2 separate regions of the Homo sapiens genome follow, and region 2 is linked to region 1. A link is a loop called in an ENCODE intact Hi-C map of the cell type or tissue named here. Cell type or tissue: CD14-positive monocyte. All regions are shown on one strand. Links, peaks and the distances in the headings refer to the core of each region. The heading gives the core; the rest is flanking DNA. Region 1 overlaps KIF26B (kinesin family member 26B). Region 2 overlaps KIF26B (kinesin family member 26B).

Region 1 (16,056 bases), core at 3,838-11,837:
GGACATGCCCCCTAACTTCTCTGAGCCTCCGTTTCCTCATGAGATGGGGACACCTGCTGAACTCTGTCTCAGGACTGTTGTAAGAACTGAAAGAAGTTTTTTATGCAAAAGTAATATGAAAATTCTAAAACATTTTGCAAACTACTTAATTTTCATTACAATCTTCCTAATAATGTTTTTCTTACATTAGATATAAAATTAATTTGCCTTTCCTATGAAAATACCATCTGATAGTAGAAGGTCAGCTGGGTGAGGAAAAGCTGGCACGACATCAGAAATTATCCTTTATCCTTTTACAACCCATCATGTGGGCGACCCAAACTCAAAAAAAAAAAAAAAAAAAAAAACCCAGAATTGGATGTAAATGCAGTGTGACAGCCTTTCATTTGATCACACTTATTGGAAAAAGGATTTCATTTTCTGCACTAGACTCTGGGCAGCAAATAGGGCTGAAGGTAGTAAAGGCTGGCACCAACGCAATAATAATAAGGAACAGAATAAAAACAATGCGCCTGTTCAAACTGAGCTCTGGGAATGAGCGTTAAGCTAAAAGGCAGGCGGGAGGCAGCGAGCTGGGTTAGGAACACAAACAGGTTTAGTAATCAATCCAAAATCACAGTTGTGAAAACCACATAAAATGCCATCTGGCCTCCTGGATCGTGTAGAACATTAAGCAAAGGCAGCCTTCCAAGACACATGTTCTCATTTCTCTGAGAACAGCGCTTCTCCTTACCCAATCAACTGTGAAAGAGTCACCCAGATCCTGGTCCAGTGTTTCCGCCTTTGCCAGAATTGTTCGGAATGCTAGCGAAACAGCTCGCGGATCATGGGCAGCGGAGGCTGTTCATCCCTGATGTTTTCTGGATTTGGAGAGCTAATTGGTGACATGTGGGGTCTCTCCTGCTTTCCACACACTGCTATGACCACTGCCATCTTCCTCCTGCCTTAAAGACATATCTAAGCATAGCTTGTCAGCTATTCTGAAAACTAATTTTCTGTGTGGTATATGTAACATGAGAGTTATCAATTTAACCATTTTTAGGTGTACTATTCAAGAGCATGAAGTACATTAATGCAGTGGTTCATACATTGTTTTGCAACCATCACCAATCGCCATGCCCAGAACTTTTTCACTTTCCCAAACTGAAACTCGGCACCCATTCTCCCTCCCTCTAGCTGCTGGCAACCTCTATTCTACTTTCTTTCTCTATGATTTTGCCTGTCACATGAGCAAAACCATACAATGTTTGTGCTTTTGTGTTTAGCTTATTTCACTTGGCATAATGTCTTCAAGGTTCATGTTACCGCTATAGCACGTATCTTTCATTCTTTCTCCACGCTGAAGAATATGCCATTGTATGCATAGACCACATTTTGTTTATCTCTTCATCCATCAATGGACTCTAGAAACTAATATTTGTATAGTATGAGCCTACTCGTAGTGAATGAAGGTAAAATTTCCTTATGAGTTAGAACATTAGGGCTGGGCGCGGTGGCTCATGCCTGTCATCCCAGCACTTTGGGAGGCTGAGGCAGGCAGATCACCTGAGGTCAGGAGTTTGAGACCAGCCTGGCCAACATGGTGAGAGCCCGTCTCTACTAAAAATACAAAAATCAGCTGGGTGTGGTGGTGGGAGCCTGTAATCCCAGCTACTTTGGAGGCTGAGGCAGGAGAATCACTTGAACCTGGGAGGTGGAGGTTGCAGTGAGCCAACATCACACCACTGCACTCCAGCCTGGGCAACAGAGCAAGACTCTGTCTCAAAAACAAACAAACAAACAAACAAACAAAAACTGATGCCCATCAGGCATCAGTCTTTCAGATTCACAAGCACACACAACATCTGCCACCATGGTGTCCCATCTCCAAGCCACGAGGCTATGGGTTCAGGGAGGACAGAAACCATGTCCTCATTTGACCCTAGTCCCACTCCCATCAACTAGCACAGTACAGAGTAAACCCATAAATGTTTGATAAAGGACTAAGTAATACATTTTTTCCTTAGGCAGAGCCTACTCCTTTTCTCTAAGTCCAATTATTTTCTAAAAAATCATAGTTTCTCAGAGGATATTTCCTCCAAAGAAAGGCTTTCAAAAGACAATTGTGACTCTAATTTTTCAAGGCAAAATTTATTGAATCAGCAAACCAGAAAGACAGTGTATGGCAGTAGAAAGAATAATAGACATGGAATCAGCAAAGACTCAAATCCCACCTCTGCCTTCCACTTGGCTGTGTGACCTTAGTTAAGTCACCTGGCCTCTCTGAATTTCAGTTTCATCATCTGTAAACATGGAAATAATAAAAATTGCTCTTTTTTATTTTTTGAGACAGAATCTCACTCTGTCACTCAGGCTGGAGTGCAGTGACGTGATCTCGGCTCATTGCAACCTCTACCTCCTGAGTTTGAGCGATTCTCCTGCCTCAGCCTCCCAAGTAGCTGGGATTACAGGTGTGTGCCACCACGACCGGCTAATTTTTGTATTTTTAGTAGAGATGGGGTTTCACCATGTTGGCCAGGCTGGTCTTGAACTCCTGACCTCTGGTGATCCACCCACCTTGGCCTCCCAAAGTGTTGGGATTACAGGCGTGAGCCACCATGCCTGGCCTTCACAGAGTTACTTTGAGAATCAAATAAAATCTCCAGAGCTGACAATTTATATTAACACAGTTCATACTATTAAGTTTGGGTAGGTCAGTTCTGCTTGCTTCAGCATATACACAGAAAAACAAGGCCTGTGTTGCTCTTAAGCGTGCTAGCTAAAAAGTCGGGACATAAATGAAATGATTCAAGAGTGCTTACAAGTTCTGTGTGGAAAAACTACAAAATGAAGTACAGTCCTGAGATGAGGCCAGAAAAAGAATTTTTGAAGAGCTGAATGTTGACTGAGCTCCCTAGGAAAATGGCGGGCATGAATCAGCAGGGAGCAGAGGGGATGGAATTCTAGACACATGATGGAAAGTTCATAAAGACGAGGACGTGGAAGCCAGTAGCTGGGCAGGGAAAAGTGAGGCCGACTTCGTGAGCAAGGATTTTGTTCCTAACATTCTGGGCATCCCATGGCGATGGGAAAGCAGGGGATCTGGAGTCTGAATCCCGCAGGGATGGTCCTTTGGCTGCACGTCCCCCACCCAGGACTGACCTTGGTGCACACTGTGCGGCTCCAAACCCACTTCCAGCAGCTGCCCGGTGGCACCTGTGTCGGGGCCCTTATATCCCCACTCAGATTACGACCCACATCTCTGAACTATTCTGCTTGCCTCTGGTTCTGAACACACTCCAATCTTGTAATCATGGAGATTCAGAATGTCTTATTAAGGGGTGTCAGCCAGTGAGATGGTTCTTCAGCACAGAACCTGTGAGAAGACAGACTTCAGTTAACACAGATATTAGTCACTTGCTCCTAAGTGGGGAATGCCATATGTAACACTGCGCACCCCTGTTCTCTGAATTTACCTTGGGTAAATATCCTAGCCCATAAGAAAAAAAAAAAGACAAAACGTGAAAGGTTGCTGAACCCTAAAACTTCCTTCCCCAAAGTCATAGGTCCTAGTAGCATGTACAACCCAATTCAATAAACTCTAAGCATTTTAGGCTGGCAAACAACCAGACTCTGAACATCTAATGAACGTCTGTCATGTGTTCAACATTACGCTAGATGCAGGAGGTACAAAGATGAATAATGGAGAGGCAGAGAAGTGTCCACATAAGTTCAAGTGTGAACCAGAGCTGTGTCAGGCCAACTCAAGTTCTAAACACAGTTTCACGCCCATTCAGGCCTCCTTATTCCTCAAGGCCATCAAGTCAAGGCAAATCCACCCAAGCCACCCTCAGAATGCAGCCCAAAGAGTTTCTCAGGCAAATCCAGCGTGCTCAGAACTAGTTGGAAGAATTTTTTCTAAATGGACTTACAGGATATCTTACTTCCAATTAGTTCTAGTCCATGAAAAGTAATATTTCCAGTAAGGACTTAAGAAAATAGTAAACAGAATCGTCATCTCTAATGTTCAAATGATCTCTTCCCAGTTCACTCTCGTCACCTCCTTCCTGGCTCACCATGTGTGCAAATGCGTCAACATCTCATGTGCTTTCAACACAGACTGAAAACGCCACTGAATGTGAAATCAAATGAGACCTTGAGAGGCAGGGATTATGATTTCATTCACTAAATGAACTGATGATATGGATGTGAGGACAGGAACCCATGATACGGACCCATGGGTAGAGTTCTCTGTGTCTTCCTTAAACTCGACCTTAGCCATCTGCCACTGCCCAGTTCAACCTTATTCTTCTAAGCCTGCGTCTGTATCACACAAATGACTAGTTGAGTCAAGCAGTCAACCGGTTCCATTTTGTGAAAAATCAATTAAAAAACTGACTGAATTGACCATTTGTTGAACTGAAGTATCAAAATAATTCAGCTAAAATTTTAAACCAATGGTGTGTGTAAACATTTCCCTAGGATGTATAAAGTTATATCGAATGTTTGAAAAGGGTTATTTTCTCTCCATCCCAAATAACAGGTTTTTTAAAAACATGTTTATGCTTCATTATTTATGTCTTGATTGGTGTCACATACTATACGGGCCCTAACTCTCTGCAATTTTCCCCATGAGTTGAAAGAGACTAGGATGTACTTTAGAAAATATGAGAGCAGTCAAAAACAGAAGCATCTGCAGAACTCAGCCTGGCTCCCTCAAGAACCCAGCCGGGCACAGTGGCTCACGCCTGTAATCCCAGCACTTTGGGAGGCCGAGGCAGGTGGATCACTTGAGATCAGGAGTTCGAGACCAGCCTGGCCAACATCGTGAAACCCCATCTCTACTAAAAATACAAAAATTAGCCAGGTCTGTTGGTGGGTGCCTGTAATCCCAGCTACTCGGGAAGCTGAGACAGGAGAATTGCTTGAACCCGGGAGGTGGAGGTTGCAGTGAGCCGAGATCATGCCCCTGCACTCCAGAAGCCTGGGTAACAGAGCGGGACTCTGTCTCAGGGAAAAAAAAGTAATAATAATAAGAACTAGTCTGAACCCTTTCCTGGTCTCCACTTCCAGAAATTCTCTTCTCTCTATTCCTAATACAGCTAGACCAAAAAAGAAATTCAACCATTTAGATAAAAAACCAAAAGCCTGCTACATACCTGGTTGAGTTTCACATTGTTCAAGGGTAGTCTTGTTAACTTTGACTCCTTAGGAAGACAAGTCAACTCATAAAGCAATTCAGAAAAAGGAAAGGAATTATTGTAAAATTTTGAAAGAAAAGCTATCCAACTCCTCCAAAGATGTAAGATGGGACTGCGCAGAGGAACCGTGGAAGGATTGTCCTGTATAGTTAGACCCTCATGCTTTGCTTCTTGCCTTGAGAACAGAATAAGAGAGGGAGGGGAGGGGAGAGGGGGAGACTTACCACAGATCCTCTCACTTTATGACTTGGAGGGAAATGAGAGCCTGGAGACCCCGTGGGAGGTTTCCAACACAACTGTGCCACCTTCCATTTCTATAGCTCCTTTCTCTGAAAAACCTCTAAGCGTTTTATGAACCTTGCCATAGACTCCGTGTACACAGCCCCTCAGGACACAACACAGGCCACCATCATGGTCTATATTCTTTAAAGGAAGAACTCAAAACAGTCAAACAGACTTATTTCTCACCCGGATTCTGCCCATGGAAAATCAGAGTTTTAACTTGCAAATTCAAAGACTTATTCATATTGATGCTTCTTCCAAGAAGACAAAGCAAAATGACTACATTCCATTTTATACATTTTCCTAAACAAAAAAATAAAAAGAAATCGGCTGGGTGCAGTAGCTCACGCCTGTAATCCCAGCACTTTGGGAGGCCGAGGCGGGCAGATCACCTGAGGTTGGAAGTTCAAGACCAGCTTGACCAAAATGGAGAAACCCCATGTCTACTAAAAATACAAAATTAGCCGGGCATGGTGGCACAAGCCTGTAATCCCAGCTACTCAGGAGGCTAAGGCAGGAGAATTGCTTGAACCCGGGAGGTGGAAGTTGCGGTGAGTGGAGATTGCGCCATTGCACTCCAGCCTAGGCAACAAGAGTGAAACTCCATCTCCAAAAAAAAAAAAAAAAGGAAAGAAAGAAATCTTCCTTCTTTAATGACCAGGCTTTTGCCCAAGAATCTCTTCACTACCAGGAGCCATCTGCTGTGAGGCTCAATTCTACCTTCAAAGACCTGGAAGCCACCAGGGCTGGGGGAATCAGATCTGGGCACTTTGTTCATTTGTGTCAGGAGCAGAGTCCACGCTGGTCATTTGTTCCCCATACCTGACCAAATCCATGCCCTGCAAGGGTCCAACCCCACAACATCTCCTGTGGCCGTCAACCACCCCCTCCTGCAGCATAGTGTCAATCCCAGTGTCATCATCTCTGCTGCCAGCTCCCCAGACTCAGCCATCACCAAAACAGACTGATCAGGACATTGCCAAGCAAAAACAAAACAAAAGAGACAAACCAAGTAGAAGACAGAGCGAAAACAAGGTTTTTCTTAGCCTTGGGGATAGGATTAGGAAAGATTAAACACACACACACATACACACACACAAGACTTGAGTCAAAAGCCTCTCTCAATTACATTTCTCAGATTTTATTATATTATCTTTGTGGCACAGTTATTAAACATTAAAGATAATGACTTCATTCTGTAAGTAACCTAATATTGAACATGATTGATAAGCAGACCTGGGCTTTGAAGAAAACTCTGAATGTTAAAATTCAGGAGCAGGGACGGCACCGAAGCAGTTTGGGCCACAAGGTTAATGAACTGTCAGCCAGAGGGTGGCTGCAGATGTTTCATTAGGAGGAAGCTGTGTTGTTATGACATTGCTTCTGTGACCCAGCGAGAACCGAGGGAAGGTGGAAAGGGAAATGGCCTAGCAGATACACATCTGGTTGACTCCACTGACAGTGATCTGCCAGCCACTTCCAGAATCATTCAGTGAAGTTAGAGAAATGCTGCCTGAAGATGCTCCCGGGAGACAGCGCCAGAAGGAAGGCCTCTGTGTCACACAGAAAACCAGATGCCTAAGGCAGTGAAAGGTGTTGCTGAGTTACCACATTTTTTAAATGACATCCAATGAAAAGGTAAAATAGTACCCAATGGGGGGAATATGGGCAAGGGGGAAGTAGAGGCAGGTGAAGCACCTGCTCTGAGATCCCGAGGAAAAGGAGCCGTGCACCATCCCCTCTAAAGTGAGCCACTAGCAAGGACCGTTTGAGGACTTACACGGCGACACTGAGCCCCTCTGCCGCCTTGCCAGCCAGCCAGCCCACATCAGAATGAATGGGGGTTGCACCACCGGGCAGCTGGCAGTGACGGTTCCCTCTCTTCCCCAGTGCACCAGCTTCCGGTGCCCCATGTGCACTCAAGGCTGAGAGGACAGTCTGGAACAGAGCTCAGAGGGTTTCGAAGACTGCACACTCAAGATTTGAACAAATACCATGACAAGGTTCTCAGTAACTTTAGTGCGAATTCGATGTCATCGGATTGCTTTCTTCCTCACACCCCGCTGGGTAGAGTGTTTTGATGGTGGAGAATGGAAGGAATTTCATGTCCAGCCTTGCACGCCTCTACATGTATTATCTATGCAGCCCAGGATGATTTTAAAAAGTAAATTGGGTCACCTCCCCTGTGTCTGTAACCCTTCAACAGCTTTCCAGTCATCTCTTGGGAAAGTGCCTTGGCTCACCCAGCCCCAGGAGACCCGGTCTGGCACACCTCTGCCATCCCTCACCCCTGAGCTGAAGCCATTCTGTCCTCTCCCAGTTTCCTGCACCAGGGCCCTTCTGCACACTCCCTCTCTCTGAAAAGTGCTCCACCGTACCGTCTCTGGGCCCCACACTGTCACCGCCACCTCCTCCATGGCGAGAACACCCCTTCCTACCCACCTCTTAGGTCGCAGCTTAAATGCCAGGTCCTCAACAAGGCAGGTCCCCTCTGTTACCTGTTTCTAGTCAAACATCCATTTCGTAGTTTCTAGTCAAACATCCATCTTTCCCAGTGGAGAACAGGAATCTGTCTTTCTTGCTCACTGCTGTGGTCCCGTCGGGTGTGGGGTCTAGTTTATACAAGATGCTCAGGAGAACAGTAGGTGTCCAGGATGTATCACCCATTGAATAGGAGGACCTGGGCGCTGACAGCCACACAAGGCCTGCATGCTTGGGTCACAAAGCAGTGGAGGGATCAGGGAATAGGAGATGGGGAAGGGCAGGGATTCAGAATGCAACCAAAGAGAAATTTTATCTTCTTTGGAAGACTTTCCAAGACTTGGGCTAAATCTAATACTTGTTGGACTCAAAGTAGTCAAGTGCTTTAGAGTACCTACACTATGCCAAGAATAATAGATTGTTTGCAAAAATGTCCTCAATTACTCTCCTCCACGTATCCCTGCCTCTTTAAAACCTATCTTTGCAGTTCCTCCTCTCAAAGAAGTCAGTTTTCCTTCCCTTTAAGTCAGGACTGGCTCTGTGACTTCTGCAGCCAAGAAAATACAGCAGAAGTGATGATGTGCCAGTTGAGCCTGGGCCTCAAGAGGTCATGCATACTTCTGCTCCCTTTCTTACAGCCCTGCCCAGTTGCCACTTGAAAAAGCCCAGGCTAGCCTTCTGGAAGATAAAAGATCACAGGGAAAAGAGACAACACCCCCAGCTGAGGCCTACTTAGAACACCCAGCACTCAACGGCCTGGAAGCTGACCACAGACACATGAGGGAGCCCAGCTGAAACCAGCACTGACCAGCTGGGCCAGCCTAAACTGCTAGTCTGCAGAATCATGGCTAAATAGCTGCTGTTTTAAGACACTAAGTTTTGCAGTGGTTTGTTATGCAGCAATAGATAACTGATACACCAAGTAGGGTTAGAGGCATTTGAACCAGAGCAACTCCATCTTGAATAGGAGCTGGGTAAAATGAGGCTGTGACCTGCTGGGCTGCATTCTTAATCACAGGATGAGACAGGAGGTTGGCACAAGATACAGGTCATAAACACCCTGCCGATAAAACAGGTTGCAGTAAAGAAGCCGGCCAAATCCTACCAAAACCAAGATGGCCACGAGAGTGACCTCTGGTCGTCCTCACTGCTACACTCCCACCAGCACCATGACAGTTTACAAATGCCATGGCAACATCAGGAAGTTACCCTACATGGTCTAAAAAGGGGAGGCATGAATAATCCACCCCTTGTTTAGCATATCATGAAAAAATAACCATAAAAGTGGGCAACCAGCAACCCTCGGTTCTGATCTGTCTGTGCAGTAGCCATACTTTTGTTTCTTTACTTCTCTAATAAACTTGCTTACACTTTATGGACTCATCTAGAATTCTTTCTTGCATAAGATCCAAGAACCCTCTCATGGAGTCTGGATCGGAACTCCTTTCCAGTGACAGTAGGTACTGAAAATGCAGACATGAGTAAGGTATACCTAGGTGAGACAGACACTACTTCCATTCATTCATTCATTCATTCATTCATTCATTCAATAAAGGTTTGATTAAGCACCTACTGAATGCTAGGCTCTGTATTAGATCCTGGAGATATAGAGGTGACAAGACACAGTGCCTGACCCCAAGTAAAAGAGGATATAGACAATAAATAGGCAATTCTAAAATAAAGTGGATGAAGTGCTAAGACGGGAATAAGGAAGCCTAACAGAGCTGGAGGAAGGATGGAGGGTAGGGTGGTTTGGGAGGGAGGGTATTTTGGGAAGACTTCTCAGAGAAAGTGATGTCTAAGCAGAGACCTAAAGGATGGTTTGCTTAGTCGGGAACAACAGAAAAGGTTTTTCTAAGCAGAGGGTTGCTACTTCAATCTGTACCATGTTCAGGCAAAAGGAGGATAACATGTATTGTTTCCATTACATTTCCTGATGTTGTTCCTCTCTTTGTTGGTCTTTTGAATGAACTGAGAAAACTCAGGAATAAACTCCCAACTCTCCTGCAGAAAAATTGGGAATCCTATCACCACATCAAAAGTTTCAATTGAACACACCTCCACCCCCAAAAAAGGAAAGAAATTCAGATGGATGAGAAAGGAAAATCCAGAGGCTCTGATTCTGTTGTTATTCAAGGGGAAAAAAGACTTCAAGACTTCATTGGAGCCACAAAGCCACAGTTTAAGTCAGCAATTTTCACCCTTGATGTCGCATACCACTCCTGATTACACCAATTAATTAAAGTGGGTGCATCTGGTTCCTTCTCATTTTCTGCTATCAGGCAAAGGGTAGCTAATAATAAATGTTTATTAGATGATTTTTTCAAGTCCATACACTTGCCGAGTCGAAAATCACAATAATAATAATTGCCTGGGGTAACAGAAGGTTCCACAATGCCTGGATTCCTATAGCATGCCGGTAATTTCTTTGATGATAGTCTTCTCTTCAATGACAGAAGATGCTTTCAAATCCCACCCTGTAACCACATTTACGACTAAATCAAAATTCTAATTTCATTATACTTTATAAAGAGTGTTGTCTGAGTTGATCAATCAGCTCTGGTGAAGATTCCAAAATTAATGGTGATGGAGAGAGAAACATTTTGTTACTGAGATACCTACTGTTAGTCATCAAATCTAACAGCCATTGGCTACAAACCAACCCGACTTCCTCTATATGTAAGTCATGCAGAAAAAGGTAGCATTAACTTCAGAAGCATTCAAATACAATGGAACCCATTATGTTAGCTGCCTGTGTCATAGGCATGGAAGGTTATTTAAAAAAAAACAAACAGTTGTGGCATTGTTTAGATTGACTTTCTTCTTCCCAGTAAAAACTCCCTTCCTTGAACTAGCAATAGTAAACTGAAAACAGGGTATTCAATTGCCATGAAGTCTTTTAGGGAAAAAGAAATATTTTAGGAAAAAAAAATCAAGACCTTTGGGTTATCCTTGTTTCTGTAATTATAGGGAGGTTATAAGAACTAATTCACAAACCTATGCATGGTATAGCTCTTCTTCCCCAAAACGTAACGGAACTAGACAAAAGTAGAATCAACTCATTTAGACTTAAGCCATTCGGAACCCCACCATCCATGCATTCTGTGATGCTGTCTCTCCGGGAGTCCTACTGGCCCAGCGGCCCACCACAGTCAGGCAAGACTTCATCCCTGATGGACCCCCAATCTTTACGGCATATGTTCCCATGTCCTTCTTCCACACGAGTGCCACCTTTTCCAGGGACATTTGCTCAATACTCTTTGGCATCAGCTATCATTTCTGGTTGGAAGTATGTTCCGGAGGCATTTAGAACTGATCGTTAAATGGGATGCTGCATTATCCTCAATCCATTTATGCTGTCCATTTTCCTGTCTTCTGTTGGTTGCTAAGGAGATTAGTGTGAAATGGGGTCCCTGTCCTAAGGGGTTAATCATTTTACACTGCTCACTCCCCACAGAAGTCATAATCTGCTGTGTGTGAAATCATGTTTAGTTGCTGTGAAAATGATTACGATGCTCCGAATGGAACATGATGGCCTCAGGTGGGAGATAAGTATTCAGAGCAGATGGACTCCGAGAAAATACAAAAGTTCTTCCAGGAATAATGCTCGCTCCGAAAGTAGAGTGGGATGAAGAGATGGTACAAACAATATGTAAGAAAATATGAAAAAAAATAATTTGGTATATGGAACTTGATTCTGCTGGTGGATTTCCCAGCTGTCTCCTTTTCTGTTCTTTTTTTTTTTAAGCCTATCATAGTACTCTTGGAGTACCTAAAAGATAATTATCAAAACCCAGAAGATGGTGGGAAAAATAAGTATGAAAGATGGAAAGGAGTTGTCACTTTTCAATGAAATTCCCAAGTTACTACTGAAGTTAGGAATTCCTTGCTCCCCTGTGGGCACGTGTCAGTAAAGAGATCAGGCCGGGCGCGGTGCCTCACGCCTGTAATCCCAGCACTTTGGGAGGTCAGGGCAGGCGGATCACCTGAGATCGGGAGTTTGAGACCAGCCTGATCAATATGGAGAAATCCCGTCTCTAATAAAAATACAAAATTAGCCGGGCGTGGTGACGCATGCCTGTAATCCCAGCTAATTGGAAGGCTGAGGCGGGAGCATCACTTGAACCCAGGAGGTGGCGGTTGCGGTGAGCCGAGATCGTGCCATTGCACTCCAGTCTGGGCAACAAGAGCGAAACTCCGCCACAGGAAAAAAAAAAAAAAAAAAAGAGAGAGAGAGATGAGACACACAGGGACCCTCAGATCAAAGGCTCTTAATAATTACACAATCCGACCAATAATTTGGAAGAAAAAAACGCATTTATATACTTTACAAAAAACTAGAAATAACTAAAACAATATGCAAACAGTGTCCAATTGTAAGACTCAAATTCTGCTTTTTAATGGCTTAAAGTAACAAACATTAACCAGTACACGAAATGAACCATATATGAATCCTTAAAAAAAAGTTTAATAAAAATGAAATGAAATCATTAAAAATATATACTGATCACCACAATGGAAAAATAGCCCCAGACCTGCAAATATTTCCTGTTATATGTGATAAACAGGTTTCTGAAAAGTTGTAAGAAAATTTTTTAAAAAATTTTGTTTTTTTTGAGACAGAGTCTTGCTGTGTTGCCCAGGCTGGAGTGCAGTGGCAAGATCTCGGCTCACTGCAACCTCCACCTCCTGGGTTCAAGCGATTCTCCTGTCTCTGCTTCTCGAGCAGCTGGGATTACAGGCACATGCCACCATAGCTGGCTAATTTTTTGTATTTTTAGTAGAGATGGGGTTTCACCATGTTGGCCAAGCTGGTCTCAGACTCCTGACCTCAAGTGATCTGCTTATCTCGGCCTCCCAAAGTGTTGGGATTACAGGCGTGAGCCACCGCACCCAGCCAAAATTTTCAAATTGCATGAAATTTTTAATGTTTTGGAAAAGTTTGCTACTTAAATTTACCTTGCACCAACTCCTTTTATAAAGTGAGGAATCTTTCATTAATTTATGAATAGCCACCACCTAATTTATCTTTCTTGTAAATATAACAAAAGATCTAGATGTCTTGAAAATAGAACAAGTTTGTATCCCATTGTTTTTCAGCACAATGAGGATATAGTTCTTCAGTGGCTTAAGAATCAATATTTAAAATGTGTGAGTTTGACACGTTTTATTGTTTTTATTTTTAGACAGGGTCTCACTCTGTCGCCCAGGCTAGAGTGCAGTGGTGCCATCTTGGCTCACTACAACCTCCGCCTCCCAGGTTCAAGCAATTCTCGTGCCTCGCCCAACTGGGTAGCTGGGATTACAGGTGTGCACAATCACACCTGGCTAATTTTTGTATTTTTAGTGGAGATGGGGTTTTGACATGTTGGCCAGGCTGGTCTCAAACCCCTGAACTCAGGTGATCCACCCAAAAGTGGATCTGGCCTCCCAAAGTGCTGAGATTACAGGCATGAGCCACCACACCCACCTGAGTTTGAGTTTTGTTTTACCTTGTCCTACCCATCCCGGCCACAGGTTATCCACAGGTACCCCCAGAGACCAGGTGACATCCTGACGTATGATGAGTAAGTTGTAAGAAACGATTCTCCCACAGGAACTCCTGTTCTCAGGAGCCCTACCCTGCCAAAGTAGCAAAGCTGGGGGAAGCAGTGAACCTCTTGAGTTGGCATTCTCCTGATGTTCTTTTTCTTTTCTTTTTTCTTTTCCTTTTTTTTTTTTTTTTTAGAGAGAGGGTCTTGCTCTGTCATCCAGGCTGGAGTGCAGTGGTGCCATATAGCTCACTGCAGCCTTGAAATCCTGGACTCAAGGAATCCTCCCACCTCAGCCTCCCAAGTAGCTGGGATTACAACTACGCACCACCACACCTGGCTAATTTTTATTTTTCATTTTTAAAAATTTTTTGGTAGTGATGGAGTCTTGCTTTGTTGCTTGCACGTGGAGCAGACTGAACCCAACCCACAGTGGGGCACCAGGCTGGTCTCAAACTCCTGGGCTCAAGTGATCCTCCCTCCTCGGCCTCCCAGAGTACTGGGATTACAGGCATGAGCCACTACCACACTTGGCCTTTTTTTTTTTTTTTTTCAATTTTAGGAAATATCTCATCTGGAATATCCCACCTGAGAGACTTCAGGAGTAGAGATGAACATACTTGAGTAATAAATCAAACCCTCAGGAAATGTAAACGTTTGAGAATGGAATTCAGTGAGCACAGATCCACAGCACTAGCAAGCAGAGGTAAAGGAAAGCAATTTCCCTGTGGCAAATTGAATTAATGATCAAGATTCTCTACCTGTATCTAGACCTTCTGCCATGTGACTTTGCCGCTCCTTCCACTAGAGGCAGAATATGTTTCCTATTGGACTGAGGACCACATGAGTGGCTCTAGCTAACGGAGCATGGGCAGAAAGGAAGTGCATCAGGTCTAGACCTTAGGAGGCATTGCATGTTTCTGCTCATGCATGTTTCTGCTAGGCACTCTTGGAATAAATTCTGCCACTGCCATGAGGAGAACATGCTCTATGGATCTGAGGAGGATGAGAGACGTGTGGAGCAGGCTGAACCCAGCCCACAGCGGGGCACCAAGCTGAGCTGAGCACAGCCTGGACCAGCAGACCCTAACTGACTCCCAGACACAAGAGCAAAAATAAATTATTGTTTTTGTTCGCTTGTTTGTTTGTTTTTTGAGACAGAGTTGCGCTCTTGTTGCCCAGGCTGGAGTGCAGTGGCACGATCTCTGCTCACCGCAACCTCCACCTCCCAGGTTCAAGTGATTCTTGTGCCTCAGCCTCCTGAGCAGCTGGGATTACAGGCATGCGCCACCACGCCCGGCTAATTTTGTATTTTTATTAGAGACGGGGTTTTCTCCATATTGGTCAGGCTGGTCTTGAACTCCCAACCTCAGGTGATCCGCCCGCCTCAGCCTCCCAAAGTGCTGGGATTACAGGCATGAGCCACTGCGCCCGGCCAAATTATTATTTTAAATCACTAAGTTTTGTGGTGACTTGTTACACCACATTAGGGCAAAAGATAACCAATATCTGGTATGCTATTTTATTGGTATTTGCTTTACATTTTTAGAAGTATAGGAATCTAAATGAGAGAACTCTACAAAAACTAGGATTCCCCAAAGGTCAACACACTCAGTGGGTTTACTCAAACAAAAACCTGCCCCACAGAAATGAACTGAGGATACAGGCCCCTCTCAGACTTTGTTCTGGGTGCAATAAATGAAATGAAGAAATGCCTGCCTGAGTTTAGGGCTGGAGTCAGAATTTACACCACCTGCGTTTTCAAAAAAACCCAAAATGTATTTGTAGGAGGCCTTGGGCTGGTAATAATACTCCAGGTATCTGGAGAAATAAAACCCCAGTCCTTTCTGGAAGAAGATCCTCAAAAATTCCCCAGAGATAAAATTATAAGGAATATGAATCCTAATTTTAAAATTACTGTAGCTAAATCAACACAGATACACCTTTTTAAAAGTAACATTTAGAAAATCAGTATGTTGAGAAAAATACATACTATATACCATTGATAAAAAGTTCAAAAGGAAGCACGACTAAGCAATACATTATTTAAATATTTAATATGTGGTTAAAAAACTACATTAATATCAAGGGGTTGATTGATACTAAATTCAGCACAGTGGTTGCCTCTGATGGGCTAGAGAGGGAAAGGAGGGATGAGGGAAGCCGCATTGCGTAGGGACTTCAAAAGTGCTGCTCATATTCTCAAGCTGCGGTGCGCAGCGGCTCACGCCTGTAATCCCAGCACTGTGGGAGGCCAAGGCAGGCAGATCACAAGGTCAGGAGTTCGAGACAAGCCTGGCCAATATGGTGAAACCCAGTCTCTACTAATAATACAAAAATTGCCCAGGCATGGTGGTGGGCACCTGTAGTCCCAGCTACTCCGGAGGCTGAGGCAGGAGAATCGCTTGAACCCAGCAGTCGGAAGTTGCAGTGAACCAAGATTGTGCCAGTGCACTCTAGCCTGGGCGACAGAGTGAGAGTCCGCCTCAAAAAAAAAAAAAAATTCTCAAGCTTGGTGGAGGGTAAATGGATGTTCTTTTTCACCACTATTCTTTAAACCTTATCTTTACACTACATATACT
Region 2 (16,056 bases), core at 4,378-12,377, 49 kb after region 1:
GTTGCCTATATAACCAGCCCCCAACAAAAACCTTGGTCCCTAAGTCTCTAATGAGCTTTCCTGGTAGACACACTTCACACCTGTTGTCATAATGTGATGCTGGGGAAACGAAGTGTGTCCTATGTGACTGGAGAAGACTCTTGGAAGCTTGCACGTGGTTTCCTCTGGACTCCACCCTCTGTGCCTTTTCCCCTGGCTAATTTTGCTTTATATCTTTTTACTGTAATAAGTCTTTGCTGTGAGTAGGACTATAGGCTGAGCCTCTTGAGCAACCTAGTGAGTTACTGAGCCTAGAAGTGGTCTTGGGAACCCCCAATACGATAACAAAAGATTTACATTCAAATATCCTAAAATTCAATTACAATAATGGACACAAATAAGACAATACAATGAGAAAAAACACGGGCAAAGAAAATGAATAGGCAATTCTTAAAAGAGAAAACTCCCATGGTCAATAAAACTATGAAAAGATGTTCCATCTCAAAACAAGAAAACATCGTTTTATCCTCATCTGAGGATGGCAGGATTTTAGAATCTGAAAATATGGAATGGTAGTGAGATTTGCAGAGAAGCCATTTTGGAGAACAAACTGGCAACATCTAGTTAAGCTGAAGACTATGTATGTGTCCTGTGAGCCAGCACATTACATGACCAAGACAGGTATGAAGAGTTACTTGCACAAGTTTATTATAGCACCGCTTGTAACAGTGTCCATCACAGGAAGAAAAGCTAAGTAAATCAAGGTACAGTCATTCATCAGAAAGTTATACCACAGTTCAAATAAACCAAATGGATAGATAAATCTTGAAACTGTCAAGTTCTCAACTGATATGTGGAGCATCTTACCATATTAAATAATTTTAAAGCATACAAAATATACGGTATTGTACTTTACTATATATAATACGCCTACCTACAAAGAGATGTAGGTACCCATAAAAGTATGTAGGAGGCTAATTTTGGTTATCTCTAAGGAAAAAGAAAGTGCAACAGGATGGAAAGAAGAGGGAAATAAGAAGCCTTCGACAATAATGTTTCTATTAAAAAACACATCTGAAGAAAGTATGTCAACATGCTAAATATGCATGAAAGCTACACGGATCATGTTATATTATTTCCTATAGATTTAAATTTTTTAATATGTTTCATAATTTTTAAAATTTGATAGATATTTGGAGGATAATTTTTAACACAGATATTAAGTGGGAAAATAGGATTTCTTCTGTCTCGTGGTATAACAATTTATAGATAATCTAGGTAAGGTTGCCTTCAGATCAAATGTTAATATTATTCTAACCTGTCCTGGACAAACTCCAAAACAAAGCAATGCTTCCCAGATCAGTTCTGTGCATTCAGTATCCAAAATAAATTGCATTTTGATGCAGTGGCTCACGCCTGTAATCCCAACACTCTGGGAGGCCTAGGAAGGTAGATCACTTGAGCTCAGGAGTTCCAGACCAGCCTGGCCACCATGGTGAAACCCCATCTCTACTAAAAATACAAAAGTTAGCCAGGCGTGGTGGTGGGCACCTGTAGTCCCAGCTACTAGGGAGGCTGAGGCAGGATAATTAACCCGGGAAGTGGAGGTTGCAGTGAGCCAAGATCATGCCATTGCACTCCGGCCTAGGCGACAAGGTGAGACTCAAAAAAAAAAAAAAAAAAAAAATAGATTAACACATATGCACAAACAAGGGAGCCGACACAATGTCAATTGTTGTGAAACAGGAATTCTGTTTGGCCATTAAAACTCATCTTGTGGCTGGGCGCGGTGCCTCACACTTGTAATCCCAGCACTTTGGGAAGCCAAGGCGGGCGGATCACAAGGTCAGAAGATCGAGACCATCCCAGCTAACACAGTGAAACCCTGTCTCTTCTAAAAAATATACAAAAAATTAGCCAGGCATGGTGGCACACACCTGTAATCCCAGCTACTCAGGAGGCGCTTGAACCTGGGAGGTAGAGGTTGCAGTGAGCCGAGATCATGCCACTGCTCTCCAGCCTGGGCGAAAGAGCAAGACTCCATCTCAAAAATAAACCAAAAACAAACAAACACACAAAAATCACCTTGCTCCACCTGTTATAGACAGCTGCCACATTACCTCCTCTAACACTGCTTCACTTGCCCCCTGCCTTACTCAGCTAAAGCGAACTCACTTTCTTTGTTCTTATTTCAAACCTCTCTCTAAAAAGGCAACCTGCAGGAGTTTCTCCAGAGATATAAAATCTCCATGAAGGCTCCTTCAATACACAAGACAACAGAACATATTAAGTATATTCACATCCCACTGACTGGTTTCCACTCGGAGGTACAGACTGATTTACACTTGATTTCCTCGATCCATCATTTTCTGGCTATTTCCATAGGAGAATATATGTCAGAGATATTGGCAAACATCTCAGATGGAAAAGAAGAAATAAACTCACAAATCAAGTTCAGTTTAAACTACCGTGGGGATAATCACGTGTTCGCTTAAAGAGAGATTTTACGAGGAGGTTTAACCATAAAAGCGACAAAGTGTTATCGGAGCCTGCTGTGAAGAGCACGTGGGCTCATTACGATTTAGTTCTTGGCGTCAACAATCTTCATCACAGCAGAGCATGCAAAAGCAAGAGAGTGTCTGTGACCATGATTAATAGTTAGTGGATTTGGTGAGGATTGTTCCCAAGTTCAGGAAGTAACCAGAGTTCAGTCTCTGGCCAAACCTGTGTATCTTCATACAGGAAATGCTGTTCTAGGACAGTTACGGAAGCAGAATGCAACTCTGGAGGAGTGTGAGAAATCTAGAAGGTAAGCGTGCCTTCTCACGGGCAGGCGGAGGCATGCCAGGCGCCCTCAGTGATGCCGTGCTGAACGCTGGCTCTCAGTCCTCTGACGGCAGCTCCCTGCAAAAAGTCCTTCCACTGTCCAGACAGCGTTCCAGCTAATACTGCTGAAGTTCCCAAGTAGGTCGCCGTGTCTTTCTCAATGTGCTCAGTTATTTTGGGGTATAAAAGTATACTACCAGCATTTTTATCACACCGAGGGAAAAAAAAAAAGCAATGCATCTTAGCTGTAAGGCTCAGACTCACCCAGGCTGTTGAGCATAATGAAGCCATTTGGATGTGCACGGCCGTGTTGGCACTGTTGGTGCTGTGACTGATAGAAGTAGTTTTCCCTCATCTTCCCTTATCACCCAGTGAGACTGAGGACCGGAACCAGGGCTAACACGGGCTCTGGTGAGCTGAGGGCATCTGCTGCAACACTTCCCTGCAGAGAAGTTCAGAAAGGTACAGAGAGCAAAAGAAAAAATGGCCAGGATTTCTGCAGAATGTCACGATAAAATAGTGGTTGAGGCCACGAGGCTCCTCTCTGTTCCCTCTTCTCCAAACAGATGACTTAATTGTTCTGGGGCAAGGCCTGCCTTCTAGTTTAAGAGATGGCTGATAGTTCTTCAACATGTCTTCATGATTTTCCTAATACACCCAAAATCTAGTTTCCAGCCTTCAGGACCCTGCAAGTCTGCTCTGCATCCCTCGGGCCCACTTCCTCTTACTTCCATAAACAAGCTCGCTCCAGCGACAGCCCAGGGCTGCCACGCCATCGTGCCCTGCTTCTCGGGCAGAATGTCAGCCTCTTCTCTTCGTTAGCACGTCCTGCCTCAAACATTCACCAATTTTCTATTCCTCCAAGCATCTCAAATTTTATTTTTATTTTTTTTAAGATGCAGTCTCGCTCTGTCGCCCAGGCTGGGGTACATTGGCAGGATCTCGGCTGATTGCCACCTTCCCTGCCCAGGTTCAAGCGATTCTCCTGCCTCAGCCTCCCGAGTAGCTGGGATTATAGGTGAGCACCACCACGCCCAGCTAATTTTTTTTTTTTTTTTTTTTAGTAGAGATGAGATTTCACTATGTTGGTCAGGCTGGTCTCAAACTCCTGACCTCAAGTGATCCACCGGCCTTGGCCTCCCAAAGTGCTGGGATTACAGGCACGAGCCACCATGCCCAGCCAAAATTTTAAATATTAAAAAAAGAAAAGAAATCCTAAGCAGCCACAGTGGCAGGCACTGTTAAGAACACAGAAAACTAAGTGATTTACACTCTGAACAATCTGTCTAGATCTTTACCCTCTGGCCCCTCTGCACTTACAATCTACATCAGTGTCAATGTGGTGACATGTTGCTTTTTTAAGTTTGTGTGTGTGTGTGTCTGTGTCTGTGTGTGTGTGTGTGTCTGTATCTGTGTGTGTCTGTGTCTGTGTGTGTCTGTGTCTGTGTGTGTGTGTCTGTGTGTGTGTGTGTGTGTGTGTGTGTTCTGCCCTTACAAGCAAGCCTTTCAGGGCCCATCTATATATATTATAATGTCTCCAAAGAACCCAGTACACAGCTCTGCATACGCTGGAATTCCTTTGTCTTCTAACCAAAGAAAAGAGCCCAGATTTTTGTCTTAGGATGACTTGAAATTCACGATATTTAACAACTCTGTGGCATGGGCATCAATCAGAATGGATTCCTCAATGACTATGGGAGTGGGTGTGTGGGTGTCTGTCTTCCTACCAGAATATAAACCAGCTGGAGTGCTGAGCAGAGCCCTGGAGACCCACTGTGGGGTCAGGTGCCAACGCTTTCATTGCTGATTTGTGGGGAGGTCCCAGAGATCCCAGAGGCAGGGCCTGGGTGGTGGGGAGACTGGGACTCAGAGCAGCAGCTCTTGACCAACACGTGTGGCAGTGTCTCAATATTTTAACAGGTGGTGAGTGGTGTGGCCACCTGTATGTGTACCAGCTAAATATTCACCTTGCTGTTGATGCTGCTGAAGACGAGGATGATGAAGACAACAGCATTGCTCATCCCCAGACAGATCAATGATTCCGAAGAGCAGAGCGTTGGCTCAGGGGGCTCCACCTAAAAAGTGGAACTTTCTGAAAGGGGTTCTTTTCAAGAAGGACATTTGAAGAGGCAAAAATTCCAGGGCTGTATTTTTAAGTCCTTTATTCGGCTGTAAATCTTAAGTCCACCCACAGTTGATCAAGAAAGCCACACAAAGTTACTCTGCAAACCTTTCTTTTTTTTTTTTTTTTTCTTTTTTGAGACGGAGTCTCGCTCTGTCGCCCAGGCTGGAGTGCAGTGGCACGATCTCGGCTCATGGCAAGCTCCGCCTCCCAGGTTCAAGCGATTCTCCTGCCTCAGCCTCCTGAGTAGCTGGGACTACAAGCATCTGCCATCATGCCTGGCTAATTTTTTTTTTTTTTTTTGAGACGGAGTCTTACTCTGTCACCCAGGCTGGACTGTAGTAGTGTGATCTCGGCTCACTGCAATCTCCGCCTCTTGGGTTCAAGCAATTCTCTGCCTCAGCCTCCTGAATAGCTGGGATTGCAGGCACCCGCCACCACGCCCGGCTTTTTTGTATTTTTAGTAAAGACAGTTTCACCATCTTGGCCAGGTTGGTATTGAACTCCTGACCTCGTGATCCACCCGCCTCGGCCTCCCAAAGTGCCGGGGTTACAGGCATGAGCCACCGCACCCAGCAATTTTTTTTGTTGTTGTATTTTTGTAGAGATGGGGTTTCACCATGTTGGCCAGGCTGGTCTTGAACTGCTGACTTCAGGTGATCTGCCTACCTTGGCCTCCCAAAGTGCTGAGATTAGAGGCGTGAGCCACTGCGCCCGGCCGCTCTGCAAACCTTTGAAAGGTCTGCAGTCTAGACTGAGCCAGGTGTGTAAATAAAGCCCTACCCTCTGCTGAGAACCATTAACACATGTTCCAGGAAACTGAAATCTGACCAGGCATCACCCCATTCAGAAAGGGCAACAGCAAGACTCGGCATTCTCAAACTCCCCATCTTGGGACTCAGCCGAGGGGTGACAGCAGTCTGCACCATCGAGGGCTTTGATCATCAGTAGACCACCTGGTGGCTATCTCAGAGAGACAAACAGGCAGATTAGGCATCAGGGACAAAGGCCAGATCGCTCAGACAGACACCAGGCAAAGCCATGGACAGCTCTGACATCTGCAGACCCTCAGACCTTCCATTCAGATCCCGTCTGCTAAACAGGCAACTGCCTCCATCAAGTTCTTTTTTCTTCTGAGTGTTTCATCAGCCCACCGAGGCTCACAGGCTCCCTGCATGGAGTTCTACAGCTTTCAGACAGAAAAGAAACAACGAACCTCAGGACTGTGGTGACTGGAAATTCTTGAGCGTTTAAAACATTTCATCCTCTTTTCAGCCGATTTCACCCTTCTGACTTGTGATCTGGATAAACTGACTGCCATCATGAGCAGTCATGATGATAATCTCTGAATAAAGTAGAAGGGACTTAGAAGAACAGAAGGAATCGTTCATAGGAATAACAGGAGGACTAGGAAGTATCCAAGTCCAAAGCAGTTCTGTGTGTGTGTGTGTGTGTGTGTGTGTGTGTGTGTGAGTGTGCGTGTCTGTGTGTTCCTTCTCACAAACGTTTTCAGATAGTTTGAAGTCTGGTTACAAGGAACACCTAAGACAACAGTATGAAGAGAGAGGACAGAGAAGACGGGTGTCACATTGGAAGTCAGGGGAGGGGAGGGTCTCTTGCCATTTCATGAGTCTTCCTCTGTGTTCCATGACGTAAATGTCCCCCTCATTTTCTGGGCCTGGCTCCCTCTAGAACTCGACTAAGTACAATAAAATTGGTCTACAGCAAAAGTCTTTCCCAACTGCAGCTGAAGCTTAGAGTGCCATCCCATAGTCACAGAACTTTAAAAGCAAAATACTCACCCTTTCACGGATTTTACCCACCCACTACATATCATGACAATATGCAAGACGTCATTCCATATTTCCCAAGAAGAGACTCTGACGTATCTTGGATTGTCTTTCAGAGTAATGGAACAAATGGGCTTTTAGAAGAACATATAGAATGATATTTAGAAAAAAATATAAAAGGAGGCCAGGTACAGTGGCTCACTCCTACAATCCCAGCACTTTGGGAGGCTAAGGTGGAAAGATTGCTTGAGGCCAGGAGTTCGAGATCAGCCTGGGTAACATAGCAAGACCCAATCTCTACAAAAAATAAATAAATAAATAAAAATTAGCCAGGCATGATGGTGCATGCCTGTAGTCCTAGCTACTCAACAGGACAAGAGGCCGAGGCAAGAGGATTGCTTGAGTGAGGAGCTGGAGACTGCAGTGAGCCATGATCACACCACTGTATTCCAACCTGGACATCAGAGTGAGACCCTGTCTCAAAAGTCAAAAAAGGGAAAAATAAAAAATAGAAGGCTATAGAAAGGGTATCTTTCTTTTCCTTTCCTTTCCTTTCCTTTCTTTCTTTTTCTTCTTTTTTATTTTTACAAGACAGAGTCTCACTCTGTTGCCCAGGCTAGAGTGCAGTGGCATGATCTCGGCCCACTGCAACCTCCACCTCCCAGGTTCAAGCGATTCTCCTGCCTCAGCCTCCCGAGTAACTGGGACTACAGGCGTGTGCCACCATGCCTGGCTAATTTTTTTTTGTATTTTTATTACAGATGGAGTTTGTATTTCTTAGATAAACCACTCAAAAAGCATAAGCAATACAGAAGAATGGGGGTAAATTTGGCTTTATTGAAGTTAAAACTTTTGTTTAAAAAGACTCTTTAAACACTGTGAAAAGACCAACCACAGACTGGGAGGAGAAACACGTTATGCACATAGCCAACAAAAGATCCTTTTATGTATGTGTGTATATATATATGTGTGTGTGTGTGTGTGTGTGTGTATATATATATATGTATGTATATATATAGAATCCATACCCTACATCAGTAGGGACAACATATGCATCAAATGGAAAAATGGGCAAAGGATGTGAACATTTAGGTCATGGAAGGGGAAACACAACTGGCATTTGCAAAGATGGTCAATCTCACCAGGAACCAGGGAGATGCTCGTTAAAACAATGAGATAGCACTTCTCACCCATGTGATTGGCAAATATTTAAAGTTTGATAAAGACAAGTATTGGCAAGGGAGAAACAGGATGGGCATGTCCAACTGGAACAGCCACTTTGGAGAGCAATTTGGTGATAAGTTGTAAAGTTGAAGACATGTACAACTTATGACTTGACAGTTTACCTCCTCTCTCCTCTGAATATATCAGAGAACTTCCATGTAGGTGCAAAAGAATACATATGCAAGAATGCACACAGCAGCACTGTAGGTAACTGAGGGAAAAATCCGAAATGTCCATCCATAGGAGAAGTAAATAAACCACATATGGCTGGGCGCGGTGGCTCATGCCTGTAATCCCAGCACTTTGGGAGGCCAAGGCGGGCAGATCATGATGTCAGGAGTTCGAGACCAGCCTGAGCAACATGGTGAAACCCCGTCTCTGCTAAAAATACAAAAATTAGCCAGTTGTGGTGGTGCGTGCCTGTAATCCCAGCTACTCAGGAGGCTGAGGCAGGAGAATCACTTGAACCCGGGAGACAGAGGATGCAGTGAGCCGAGATCACGCCACTCCACTCCAGCCTGGGCGACAGAGCAAGATTCCATCTCAAACAAACAAACAAACAAACAAAAAACCACATATATATACAATGGAACACCATGCAGCTGCTAATACTATACATGTGTCAACTTGAATAAATTTCAAAAACATCATATTGAGTGAAAAGGCCAATTGCTGGTCATGCACAATATATAATTTACATACAACTTTTTATTAGTCCAATACAATGTATGTGTTTAGATTTCTTAGGTAGAATATCTAGCTCAAATGAGAACACCATACATGGGCTAGTTAACACAAGGGTAGACATTATCCTTTGCAAGGAAGGAGACCAGGAGTGGGAAAGGGCACCCTGAGCGCCTCAGCTAAATCTTTATTGTTTCATTCTTTAAAATAAAACGAGATTTGAAGTACATACGGCATAGCAGTAAGATCTGATAACGCTAATGCCGGACATTCAATATGTTCCCTATTTTGGGGGGGGAAGGCATAGAGACAGGGTCTCGCTGTGTAGCCCAGGCTGGTCTCAAACTCCTGGCCTCAAGAGATCCTCCAGCCATGGCCTCCCAAAGCACTGGGATTATGTTATTCTCTATTCTTATCTATGTGTTTGAAATATTTAAAAATAACGTGAGCTTTGAGATGCTATTTTAAATCTAACAGTCAGGCATTTTTCTCTTTTGTTTCCCAGGCAAAGACAGACATTCCAGGCAGAGGAAATAGTGTGATGAAAAGCACAGAGGATCTAGAAGGCGTGAGAATTTCAAGGAATGACAACGCCTGCATCTCGAATGGCTGGAGATGAGGCTGGGTGAGTCAGGAATGAGCCTTGAAGGCCACCTGAGAAATGGGGACTGAGCTCATACCACAGGCTAAGGGGATCCACCAGGGCCGAGTCCCCAAAGCAAGCACCTTCCAGACCTTCCAGAGGCTGCACCCAGTGCTCCCGCTGCCGCTGTGAAGCACTGCCCACAGGAGGGAGCGGGCAGCCAGCTGGGGCTGCCATGGGCCCTGGACGGGGCTGTGTCCGCCGCCATAGCAGCTGTTCCCGTGGACCTCCAGCTGTCCACAGGATGACACAGGTGGACACAGCGTGAGTCACTGTCTCCTGAGGCCATTGGGCTGCAAGGAAAGGGCAGGTTTGGGCCAGCTTTTAAGAAGGCCCTCGACTGTGACCTGTAAGGCACCTGGGAGCCCTTCTCCCACTTTGGGGGTCCTGGGATTCTGCTGCTGCTGCTTCCTCCCATGCTCTGAACACAGCAGTGCCAGCTGGTGCCCAGCTCCAAGTTCCACCTCTTCTCCTACTTAGAACCAGACCACCACGGACAGCCAACCTCCAGCCAGCAGGCTCTGGAGAAGCCGATCCAGCTGCCTCCCTCTGGCCAAATGAGGATCTAAAACCCACCGGCCGCTTTTCCTCTGTCGGGGCACCCTCTGGCTTCGTGGTCTTCCTCTGGCTCTGGCCATCCTGGTCATTCCACCTTCACTTCACAGATTAGGTCCCTGCTAATCTCTGGGAATGACACCTCTAAATCCTTCAGAGCTGCACTCAGGAAATTCCGACATTTACTGGTAACGGGAAGAAACTGCTCACTACCGATGATTTTCCTGACAGGTGTATTCTGACCCAATAAACAGCTGCTTAATAAGGCTTGGCAATACTCTGTTTCCCAATCCCCAGGCCCTGTGAGACCCAAGAGTAGGAAAAGGTGGAGATCCATGATCCCTGGGCGGGGACTCTGGGGGCAGGGACCTTGGGCCGGGCCAGAGTCCTTTATCTTTGAGCTCAGGGCACAGAGGAAGCAAGTTTCTTTCCACCTCATTCTCCAAGTCACTTCAGGCTCTCTGCCAGGCTGGTTCTGACCTTCCTCCAGCCTCCCTGAGCCACCTGGCCCACAGCCTCCAGCCTCCCTCTGGCAGGTCCCTGTAGCCTTCCAGCTCCCTCCCACAGCGGCATCTCCTGCCTCTCCCAGCTTCCCTAAATGTATTGTTGCTTTTCTGATATGGCTATATCTCACTAAAACTTCCCTTGTTGCTCTTCTCTGCTGTCTCCCCTCCAGCCCTAACAGAGCTTTTGGTAAAAATGTTAATATATCACGAGCCCCCTCCTACCTTTTTGAAATTTTCCCTAGAAGGAAAAAGATTAAATATAATCTCACGAGAGTCTGAGGGCAGTGGTATTTCTCCACATTCTATACACACTCGTATGTCTGTACATGTATGTGTATATGCAGCTTCCTCTAAACGAACCGAAAATGCAGGACTTTAAAATTCCAGGACTTATGAAATGGAAAACAAATTCTACAAACCCAAAGTTACAATTTTCAGACATTTCCACACTGAGGTATATACACTAAGGTGCGACTGATCAACCCAACTCTACAAATTACAGCAACTATGCCCTGCCTTCCCCTCCCCTAAGAAGAGAAAAATAAAGCGAATGTGGCCATGGAAGCGGCGAAAGTGGACTCAGGAAGTCGTTAGGCACCAGAATAACCCCTAGGGATGCAGAAAGACCACGTGGTTTTCACGGGAAATGACTCTCTTTTTTTTTGAGACAGAGTCTCACTCTGTTGCCCAGGCTGGAAGCACGATCTCGGCTGACTGCAACCTCCGCCTCCCGGGTTCAAGCAGTTCTCATGCCTCAGCCTCCTGAGTAACTGGGACTACAGGTGTGCGCCATGACACTCGGCTAATCTTTGTATTTTTAATAGAGTTTCTCCATGTTTCCCAGGCTGGTCTCAAACTCCTGACCTCAAGTGATCCGCCCGCCTCGGCCTCCCAAAGGGCTGGGATTACAGGCGTGAGTGACCACACCCGGCCGGAAAGTGACTCTTTATATAGTAAAATAAAAATACACTGTCAGGAAAGACAACTTTTGGAAGGAAAAACACTAAAACATTCAGAAAATCATTTTACTGGTCAGGACACAATGGCTCATGCCTGTAATCCCAGCACTCTGGGAGGCCAGATCACCTGAGGTCAGGAGTTTGAGACCAGCCTGGCCAACATAGTGAAAACCCGTCTCTACTAAAAATACAAAAAATTAGCCAGGCGTGGTGGCGGGCACCTGTAATCCCAGCTACTATGGAGGCCAAAGCAGAAGAATTGCTTGAACCTAGGAGGCAGAGGTTGCAGTGAGCTGAGATCACGCCACTGCACTCCAGCCTGGGCGACAGAGAGAGACTCTGTCTAAAACAACAATGAAAACCCAAACAAAAGAAAATCATTTTACTAACCATAATCCTAGTCAATGAATCAAAAATGTGTTCTTCACCTATTAATGGCATTAAGTTTTTGATAAAAATTGATGCAAAGAAAGAATTCGCTTTCTAGTAAATCATTAAAACGTAGCTCTTCTGGAAAGTGAATCAGATGGTCATTTTTATTGGCTCATGACCTGTTTTATTGGCCTCATGTCAATATCTGCTTCTTCGCCTTGTGCAACATCATCATTTTCTGCGGGACTGCAGCCTGATATCTGCACGGATGACGGAAGAACATGGAGGCATTCTCTGGAGGACGCGTTAACTCCTGCCCATGTCCATCTTCCACTAAATGTCCTGGGCCTCCCACTACACAGGCCATTCTGAGAGGGGAAGTAAAATGAATGGGCTGGGAGAAGGACAGCGACGTGAGGCAGAAAATACAACTCTTGCAGTAGATGGTGGAAAACGAAATTAGACGTAAGAAACCACGTCTCCATATCAAGAGCTCCTCAAAGTCGGGTCTACAGAGAGTTTGCTACCAACACCCAGAAGGAAGTGTAGAAATTGAGACTAAGCATTTAGAATTTTTTGCAGCAATATGTATAATTTTAGATCAATTGGGGTTTTTTTGTTTTGTTTTGTTTTTTGAGACAGTTTTGCTCTTGTCACCCAGGCTGGAGTGCAGTGGCACCAACTCAGCTCACTGCAACCTCCGCCTCCCAGGTTCAAGCAATTCTCCTGCCTCAGCCTCCCGAGTAGCTGAGATTACAGGCGCCTGCCACTACACCCAGCTAAATTTTTGTATTTTTAGTAGAGATGGGGTTTTGCCATGTTGGGCAGGCTGGTCTCAAACTCCTGACCTCAAGTGATCCACCCGTCTCTGCCTCCCAAAGTGCTGGGATTACAGGTGTGAGCCACCATGCCCAGCCCAATTGTTCTGAGTAATAAAAAAAATTGAGGACTTTTTAATGTCTTTTGGGTTTGGGATTTTTTTCCATTTTTCTATTCATTTTTATTGTCTTTGATGGATAGGTTGATCTGCAACACGATATGGAAAATTTGAAAACTGGTCCTTCATCAAATACAGTTTGAGAAGCACTGCTCTATATCACTCTCCTATGTTTAAAAAGATCAGAGTTTTGTGATTCTCAAATGACAATATTCTTTTTTTTAGATGAGATGAAGTTTCTGTCACGCAGGCTGGAGCACAGTGGTGCGATCTCGGCTCACTGCAACCTCTGCCTCTTGGGTTCAAGTGATTCTTGTGCCTCAGCCTCCTGAGTAGTTGGGATTACATGTGCCTGCCACCATGCCCAGCTAATTTTTGTATTTTTTTTAGTAGAGATGGGGTCTCACCATGTTGGTCAGTCTGGTCTTGAACTCCTGACCTCAGGTGATCTGCCTGCCTTGGCCTCCCAAAGTGCTGGGATTACGGGCATGAGCCAGCATGCCTGGCCAAATAACAACTTTTTTTTTTTTTTTGAGACAGGGTCTTGCTCTGTTGCCCAGGTTGGAGTGCAGTAGTGCAATCATGGCTCACCACAGCCTCGACCTCCGGGGCTCAAGTGATCCTCCCATCTCAGCCTCCCAAGTAGCTGGGACCACAGGCACATGTCACCACGCCTGATTAATTTTTACTTATTTACTTAGCAGAGATGAGGTCTCACTATGTTGCCCAGGCTGGCTCTGAACTCCTGAGCTCAAGCAACCTTCACGCCTTGGCCTCCCAAAGTGCTGGGATTACAGGTGTGGAACACTGCACCCAGCTACAATATTCTTATTTGAACAAAAATTTGCAGACTCCCTGTATTAATCCAAACAAATACAGTCTGTACAAAAGACAGTGTTGCCAGTAAAGAATGGAAGGAAATGTGTGTGTTTCCGAAAGGCTGAAAGTAGTAAACTGGGAGCTCCCATAAAGGCTTTTTTGCCATGATGCTCATAGACCCCCTGGGCCCCGGCTGCAGCATCACCATCCACCAGGGTACGGTTTTGCTAAGCAAGGGAAGCAGGCCTTACCACGGCTGGGTGATCACAGGGACCATCACCCACCCAAGGCTTCCTGGGTGCTGGAGGAGCACTTTCCCGTTACAAAAACTCCATCCAGATGGCTTCCAGGAGCCAACAGTGCCTTGAAATGGGTGGCAGGAGGGCAGACCAGCTAACAGAGAAATAAGATGATGCCATATGTCCAGAGAGAAGGGAGGTTAAACATTCACATCTGCTCTAAGTCGTAGTCTAAGGATGGACTTTAGAGTTGCGTGGTATGAGACAGAGCTGTAAGTTACATCTGTCTAGCCCTCATTTAGCAAAGGACACGCCACCAGGGGCAATGGGCAAGAATGGGAGGAAGAAAGAAGGGAAGAAGTAGAAAGAGGGAGCAGAGGACAGAGGAAGAAAGAGAGATAACCAGCCAGCCAGTGTGCTGCTGAAGACACCACGATCTTCATTGCAGACAAATTCTGCTACGTTGTGAGCCTTAGAAGCATTTGTGATCACACGGACCAGAGACTCAGTCCCAGATCGGCCTTAAGTAATTTCAGACAAGTCACTTTACTTCTCTGTGCCTTATGTTTCCATCTACAAAATGAAGGTGTTGGGCTATGTGGTCTCATTCATTTATTCAAGCAACACACACTGATTAGGCACCTACTGCATGCCACCCATGGTGTTCTGCCCTGGGGATACAGCAGCGAGCAAATCCCAGCCCCCACGGGGCTCACGGCCACACACACTCAGTATTCCTTTCCCCTAGCATTGGCATTCTCAGATTCCGCATCATGTATTTTTATTTCTACACTCCATTGTTTTCAGGTTTAGACATTCTTACCAAAAATAGGAAAGGACAAGGAAAAATCAAGTCGCATGCATTATAAAATTTGCTTCAAGAAAATACAACATACCAAACTTCAACCTTATAAAACAAATTTTATTCATAGCATTGCTAACATTATAGGTTTATAAGAAATTCACTTAAAGGTTCTTTTAAATAATAAAAATCCTATAGTTCACATATTAATAATTATAATATTGATTGTCAATTACGTCCCAGGAACTATGCTAAGCCATTTTATACGCAATATCCTTTAACTTTCACAATAAATCTATGATGGAGGCAACATTTATTCCCATTTTAGAGTTGAAGACGTTGAGGCTGAATGAGGTTAAAACTAACTTGCCCAAAGCCCATGGCTGGTAAATGATAGAACCAAGACATGAACTTGGCACTTACATGCTTAACTTTCTTACCTGTATACACCTTGGTCATTAAAACATAAGTGATGCCAGAGGCTCACTCACGCCTGTAATCCCAACATTTTGGGAGGCCGAAGCAGGCAGACTACAAGGTCAGGAGTTCGAGACCAGCCTGACCAGCATGGTGAAACCCCGTCTCGACTAAAAATAGAAAAATTAGCCAGGCATGGTGGCGCACACCTGTAGTCCCAGCTACTCGGGAAGCTGGGGCAGGAGAATCACTTGACCCCAGGAGGTGGAGGTTGCAGTGAGCCAAGATGGTGCCACTGCCCTCCAGCCTGGGTGACAGAGCGAGACTCTGTCTCAAAAAAAAAAAAAAAAATAAGTGATGCAGTGTGTACAAGCAGCTTATAGTGGTGGGGTGTTTTGGGAAGGCGATAAGCACTGTTTATTCTAACTACTCAAAAACTTATGCAAATGACAAACCCGGTATTTCACTCTCATGTCTTAAAATTGTACACACTGTTCCTGCTTAGCACACTGACTATTATTTCAGGAGCTTCAGACTTTACTCCAGTTTTCTGTGGACTTTTCCTTTCTATCTATATTCTGAACCCTTATTCCCTTCCTCCCTCCCTCCTTTCCTTCCCTCTTTCTATATTCTGAACCCTTCCTTCCTCCCTGCCTCTCTCCCTCCGTCTCTCCCTTTCTTTTCTTTTCTTTGTTTCCAGAGTCTCTGTCACCCAAGCTCGAGTGCAGTGGCGTGATCATAGCTCATTGCAACCTCAAACTCTTAGGCTCAAGCGATCCCCCCACCTCTGCCTCCTGAGTAGCTAGAATTAAAGGTGAATGCCACCATGCCTGGCTAATTTTTCTTTTTTTTTTTAAGGAAAGGATCTTGCTATGTTGCCGAGACTGGTCTGGAACTCCTGGCCTCGAGCCATCCTCCTGCCTCAGCCTCTCAAAGCACTGGAATTACAAGCATGAGCCACCACACCCAACCCGTATGTCTTAACGGAAATTTAAAAGCAAATATTATTGAACTGACACAAATGTTCACTTTGAATGACAAAGGACACCTACCTTTAATTAACTATGGCCTTTGAAGTATAACCTTAAAGCAAGAGAGTAATGACCTAGTTTATACAAATCTAACATATTCGAATATTTTCCTGAACACATCAGCTCCACAAAGGAAGGGAAGCGGAGCCCC

The links. Peaks named below come from ENCODE experiments on the same cell type or tissue, not always from the same donor. Only the 100,000 strongest peaks of a DNase experiment are listed, where the experiment ranks them.
Region 2: a loop joins it to region 1, with 2.1 times the contacts of the local background. A loop is called at or near these places in 3 of 110 quality-filtered maps.

What each region holds. Positions count from the first base shown.
Region 1 is chr1:245,283,612-245,299,667 of GRCh38, reverse strand. The region is part of intron 2 of KIF26B (kinesin family member 26B); the gene reads right to left. Among named protein-coding and RNA genes, the nearest start is that of KIF26B-AS1, 57 kb to the right of the region's middle. In CD14-positive monocyte, for the core only: no CTCF peak of the experiment used is centred there; a DNase peak (open chromatin) is centred at 6,857; H3K27me3 peaks cover 4,593 bases.
Region 2 is chr1:245,235,100-245,251,155 of GRCh38, reverse strand. The region is part of intron 2 of KIF26B (kinesin family member 26B); the gene reads right to left. Among named protein-coding and RNA genes, the nearest start is that of KIF26B-AS1, 8.6 kb to the right of the region's middle. In CD14-positive monocyte, for the core only: no CTCF peak of the experiment used is centred there; no DNase peak of the experiment used is centred there; H3K27me3 peaks cover 7,481 bases.